Regions from separate parts of the Homo sapiens genome. Here region 1 is linked to region 2. Evidence: chromatin loops called from intact Hi-C (ENCODE). Cell type or tissue: CD14-positive monocyte. All regions are shown on one strand. Each heading gives the region's core, and the rest is flanking DNA. Links, peaks and the distances in the headings are about the cores only. Region 1 has its middle 39 kb from the start of NFKBIA. Region 2 overlaps PRORP-PSMA6 (PRORP-PSMA6 readthrough).

Region 1 (2,910 bases), core at 211-2,710, 80 kb before region 2:
ACACACACACACACACACACAGCTGTGTCTGGCCCTACCACAAGCTGAAATGCACATTTACTTGATATATTCATCCGGCTCCTCTTTGAGAGGCATGACCTCGGCTGCCCAAACTTGCAGGCCTCCCCGTAACTGGCCACAGCAATCCCAGCACAGAGCCCCTGGTGTGGAAGGGGCATGACAGGGCAGCCTCAGCCTCAGGTGTCAGCCCTGGTGGGCTGGGTTCCAGGCAAACATTCTGAGGCAAAGTCTCCACGAGGGTGAAGGTTCTCCCAGAGCTGGCCCTTCTGACTCCAGGCACAGGGCCTGGGGCGCCTCGTCACTTCTCCCTCCTTTCTGCCAACCAACCTCCCCCGGCTCCACATTTGCAGACAGGTAGCCAGGCCCCTCCACCTCAGGCTCCCTGCAGGGTGGCCCTGGGATGTCAGGTCTGGGGTGGGCAAGGGGAGGCTGGAAGACAGTCTCCCAGTGACTCAAGCTAGGCTGACCCCTCACTACAGAGGAGTCAACCCCTCCATTTGGATGTGGAGCTTCGGTCTCCTCCACCACACACTTGCACGAAGGGTTGGGAGACTGGGTATGGGGAAGGAAAGGGATAACGCTGAGGGCTGAGCCCTGGGGGGTAGTGCCAACCTGGATTTTGCAACAGAGCAGGCTGAGAGCGAGGACCATGTACAGAGAACCCACTGTGTGCCGGCTCTATGCCAGGCCTTTGCATAGTTTCATTTCATCTTCACCACAAGTTGGTCAGGTAGGTGTTCAAGACCCATTTTATAGATGAAGAGACTGAAGCCCCGTGTTCAAGACCCATTTTACAGATGAAGAGACTGATGCCCACAGAGTTGAATTTAGTTGCCAGAGTCACACAGCTATCTGAGAGGGGTGGCCTCTGGCTCCATTGGAGGTGCTGTGTTTTCTGACTGAGGGTTGGGGCTGGTGTGGATCTGGGTAAAAGGCTGCGGATGGACTTCTGGCTGCAGCCCAAGGAACCATGTGGGGCAAGGCTGGCTCGGTGAGCATGCAGCGCTGTCACAGAGGGGTCGGGACTGTGGGCACCCTGCTGGCCAGTGGAGGGCTGTGGAAGAGGTTTGCACAGGCCTCGCTGTCCCCGAGGTCACCAGGCCTTCTCCCCTGGAGTAAGTGGGGGTCCCCAAGCCTTAGACTCCAGCGTGGGTGATGACTTCTTTCTGCCTTCCCAGTTGATGCCCTTGGAAAAGCCCCTGACTCCATCATGGGCCACAGAGTGCTGTGTAATTTCCTCTGTGGGTCAGCCCTCCACTGAAGGCTGTGACGGGGACATGACTCAGGCCTTGGCCTGCCACCGACAAGCCACCAGCTGCATGGATCCCAGCTGACTCGGTGGACACAGAAGCGGCGCCTGCTGGTTTCTGCCATTTATGCTTCATCCTACACTAGGAGAGGTGCGCCCGCCGAGGGGATGGGCCAGGCAGATTGTGGGTCACACTGGACCCACAGCATGTCAGGAACTGGGACCAGTTCTCGGTCATCGCTGGGGAGAACCGTGACTGAGACAGACCCTCCGCCAGGTCTGGAGCAAGTCAGCCAGGATCCTCCAGGCTCAAGAATCTCAGTGGCACCAGCAAGCTATTGGAGCTGGGCCTGCTCTCCCCATCTACTCCCAAGTAAGAACATTTTCCATCTTCCCACAGGAAGTGACCCACAAGTGAATTTGCTCTTTTTGGAGAAAGGTGCTTTGCTTAGATAATTAAAAAAAAAAAGAAACCAAACCCATTCAGTGGTTACTTCAAGCTGCCTTCCAGGAATTCACCATGGATATACAGGGCCTTGAAAGGCCTCAGCTGACAGCAGGTCTTTGGAAAACAAGAAAGGTCATCTTTGGATCCCTTGTTCTGAGCTGACAGTGGCCTCCCCCTCAGGGTGGGGAAGCACAGGCCAGGGCACCAGTCATACTTCTGGGCAATTCGAAGTCATGTGTTCTGTGTCACCAAGGCCGTGACTCACCCCTGTGCTTGCCGAAGCTCATTCACAAAGGGGTGAAACTGCTCTACAAGCACTTTTCTGAGTGAGGCTGCCCACCTCCCAGAGGGGAAAACGGGCCCCACGGGAGGTGGGCCTGGCCCTCCCGGGTTCAAGCCGTCCAGGCAGGGGCCCCTCAGGGCCAGGACCAGGAGAGTTCAGTTCTGTGTCCCCACCCCTTAGGACTTCAATAAATTCTGTTAGATGAATGAACCAACAGCAGAAGAAATGAAGTGAAGCTGGCACAAAACCCTAAAGCTCCTCCTTTCGATGTAGACGTTCCCTGTGTTCTTGCTCCTCGGGGAAGAGGAGAGATGCTTGTGTGACCCATGGGAGGGAGGCTGGACCTCCTCAGAGTGAGCCAACAGCGGCTGAGGGCACAGAAGTCACATGCCCAGGGCCGGCTCTCCCTCCACATCCCTCTAAGAAGGTGGGAGCTGTCCTGGAATCCTTTGAGGGGGTAGGGCCACTCAGTGTCCGGGCTATTTCTGGAATTACAAACAGCTCATGTTGGTTGAGATCCTCAAAGGAGTTTCATTTATTTATTTATTTTTTTATTTATTGAGACAGAGTCTCACTATGTTGCCCAGGATGGTCTCGAACTCTTGGCTTCAAGTGATCCTCCCACCTCAGCCTCCCAAAGTGCTGGGATTACAGGCATGAGCCACTATGCCTGGCTCAAAATAGTTTTTTATTTCTTTTTAATCTTTATTCATTTATTTTTTGAGACAGAGTCTTGCTCTGTCATCCAGGCTGGAGTGCAGTGGTGCGATCTTGGCTCATTGCAACCTCTGCCTCCAGAGTTCAAACGACTCTTGTGCCTCAGCCTTCTGAGTAGCTAGGACTATGGTGGTGCGCCATCATACCTGGCTTTTTTTTTTTTTTTTTTTCTGGAGACAGAATCTGTAGCTG
Region 2 (2,910 bases), core at 109-2,608:
TAGTTCTATAATTTATGGGTAAAGGAAACGGACAAATGGAGCACCAAATGTGGTTTGGGGTGTGACTTCTGTGACTTACATGAGGCAACTTACATGAGGTTATGCTTCTCATAAGCCCTTCAAACCCCAGATTCCAATAAAGCAACCCTCCTCTGCCCCCTTGTCTGTAACATCTAGTGTGGTTCTTCTACCCTCTGGAACCAATGGTGGATGCAATACAGTGTTTAGCAACATAGAAGTCACACAACTATCATTTCCCTTCTGTGCCATCCCCTTACTAACCAGTCAGTGTGGTTCTGGGCCTGGATTATCTCAGCCATTCCCCAGAATAAATGCTGTCCTTTGGTTTGAGAGGGAATAAACTTGTATCACTTCAACCCAAAGGACATTTAAATACAACTATACATGAACCCCTCTATAGAGCCAAAACCTTTAGCTTTTCAGTTCACCCTTGTTTTTTAGCTATAATAACTTCAGTATTATCCTCTTACGGCTTTTGATATTTCTTGTTTTTCCAAGCTCTGTCTTAAATGAAAACCCGATGCTCAGCTTCTTGTTTCTGGAAGCCAAGGACTTTGAAAAACACTGAGAATTCTCATGGGTCTCCCCACAATACTGGAAGAAACAACGGAAGACCCCAGCTGGCTTGGGCTTAACCGTTGGTGGTTTTTAACATACAGCTTCCCCTTAGGCATGTTAACACAGGAAGCCCTTCATAGCTTGAGAGAACAGCAAATGTTCCAGTGAAAAATAAGATGGGGAAGGGTGGGAGAAGCGAACGGTCATATTGTGAACTTTGAAAATGGTCAGGTTCTGCTCTGAGTGTCAGCAGCACTGGGTTTGAATCTGAGCCTTGCCACAGATTACTTGGTGACCATAATCTCAGTTTCTTCTTCTCTCAAACAGGTGAGTATGCTGTACCCACTTTAAAAGGCATAGAAGTCCACTACGGTGAAATTAAGCCACCTACTATTTGACTGGAACTCAGCTTCTTTGTGAAAGGAGGGGGCGCACTGATGAATAAGGCCTGAATTGTTGGCTATTTCGCTTTGATCTATCCCTAGTAAAGAATGAAACCAAATAGGTACTGCATGGGCCTGCACTGCACACTGCTATTATTCAGAAGTGAAACTCACTCTGTCTTAATTTGGAAAGCAGCTAATTCTTACCTATCGTGTCACACACACATGCAGCCTTCACCCATGAATGTTGATGGGGGATGGAACTGCAAGATCAATTATTTCATGGTACCTCCCTACATCTTGGGATCTTTATGAACTTTATTTAGACTTTATTCACTCTATTCCCCACCCCCACCCTCAGCTCCCTGAAGGTGGGGAAAGGGAGGTGCAGAGATTGGCCAGTCACTAAGAAAGTGAGTCAAGAACAGAGAGGAAATAAGACTCAACAGCCTTCCCTTTAGCCTAGAGACACTTCCTCTTCCTTGAGGTTTCCTAATTGGCTGACTCTAATTCCTATTTTCTTACCACAAAATTAAGTCATCTGTGATGCTCAGAATGAACCAAATTCTCTTGAGGGTAATTGGAGAGAGGGAGAGAGAAAATGCAAATGAATGAGGTTTCTGATCATTTTGACCAATATTTTCAGTCACTAATTTAGAAACCAGTTCTTGAGAGTCCAGTTATTGATAGAAAAGCAAGAGTGTGCTACGGTTTTTTTTTTTGTTTTTTGTTTTTTTTGAGATAGAGTTTTGCTCTGTCACTCTGGCTAGAGTGCAGTGGCACGATCTTGGCTCACTGCAACCTCTGCCTCCCAGGCGATCCTCCCACTTCAGCCTCCCAAGTAGCTGGGACTACAGGCATGCACCACCATGCTTGGCTGATTTTTAAGTTTTTTGTAGAGATAATGTCTCACTATATTGCCCAGGCTGGTCTTGAACTCCTGGGCTTAAGTGATCCTCCTGCCTCGGCCTCCCAAAGTGCTGGGATTACAGTCATCGCACCTGACTCCAGTTTTATTTTCTACTTGCTTTTGAATGACTTGATGAACCTCAGCTGAGATCCTCAAACTTCACTCTAAATGTATTTCATCCATAATGGTGAAACAAAGGCAAGTTCCAAAAATCAACCACAGACAGCAGATTTAGGCACTGAAACATTCCAAAGATTAAAAACTCTGGGATGATGTCTTACAAGTACATAGCAAGTTTTATCCCAGTTACCACAGTACCAAGTACAGAGTAGATGTCTAATGAATAAACCTTTAATTCACTGAAGATATCATATGATTATAGAGGATGGCACTGAGAAGTTACTGTTTTTTTGAGGATCAGTGAGGCATCAGACACCACAGATTAAGTTCCCACTTAGCCAGCTCACACACAAAAGACCAAGGAGCAAGAGGGGTATTCACTTAAAGGAGAAGTAGGCATTAGAGGTAAAAATCAGGAAGATATTTTCAAACAAATTCTCCAAAGTAATTCAACATTTACTGAGCTCCCTCTTTGGGCAAGAAGCTGGGCTAGCTGCTCTGGGAGACACACAGATGAACCCGACAGCGTCCCCACCAGAGTTCCATGGAGATGAAACATGAATGAAAGCAAAGCTAACATGAGGTAGTCCGTAATACACAAGGAAATGTGTAACAGAGCAGCACAGATGAGAAAATGACCTTATATGCTCACGGGCCAAAGGGAATGTAAGACTACCTGTTGGAAGATGCATGTCCAAGCTCAGCTTAGAACAGGGAGAACTCTTAACAGGTGTGTTAAGAGCAATGTTAGGAGCAATATGGGAGGCACCACAATGCAACATGGAATGGGAGTGGCATAAACAAGCAGAGGAAGAAAAAAGATCCTGTGTTTAGGGCAAGCTAGGCAATAGCCTAACCTAAGTATGACTCAAAAAATGTTTTGGATTAGGGTACAAATGAAAGGAGCTGGCCTTGGAT

Evidence for each region. Hi-C counts contacts between places; a loop is a spot of excess contacts. Peaks named below come from ENCODE experiments on the same cell type or tissue, not always from the same donor. Only the 100,000 strongest peaks of a DNase experiment are listed, where the experiment ranks them.
Region 1: it touches region 2 in a loop (2.0-fold over the local background); 3 of 110 quality-filtered maps call a loop at or near these places.

What each region holds. Positions count from the first base shown.
Region 1 is chr14:35,364,719-35,367,628 of GRCh38, reverse strand. No RefSeq gene overlaps it. Among named protein-coding and RNA genes, the nearest start is that of NFKBIA, 39 kb to the left of the region's middle. RefSeq lists a silencer at 1-6 and an enhancer at 1-302. In CD14-positive monocyte, for the core only: a CTCF peak has its summit at 1,406; DNase peaks (open chromatin) are centred at 568, 1,268 and 1,938; H3K27ac peaks cover 2,500 bases.
Region 2 is chr14:35,284,130-35,287,039 of GRCh38, reverse strand. All of the region lies in intron 9 of PRORP-PSMA6 (PRORP-PSMA6 readthrough), which reads right to left. It also overlaps a transcript of PSMA6 not described here. Among named protein-coding and RNA genes, the nearest start is that of PSMA6, 6.8 kb to the left of the region's middle. RefSeq lists enhancers at 228-337, 1,195-1,294. In CD14-positive monocyte, for the core only: no CTCF peak of the experiment used is centred there; DNase peaks (open chromatin) are centred at 229, 1,419 and 2,329; H3K4me3 peaks cover 2,221 bases; H3K27ac peaks cover 2,500 bases.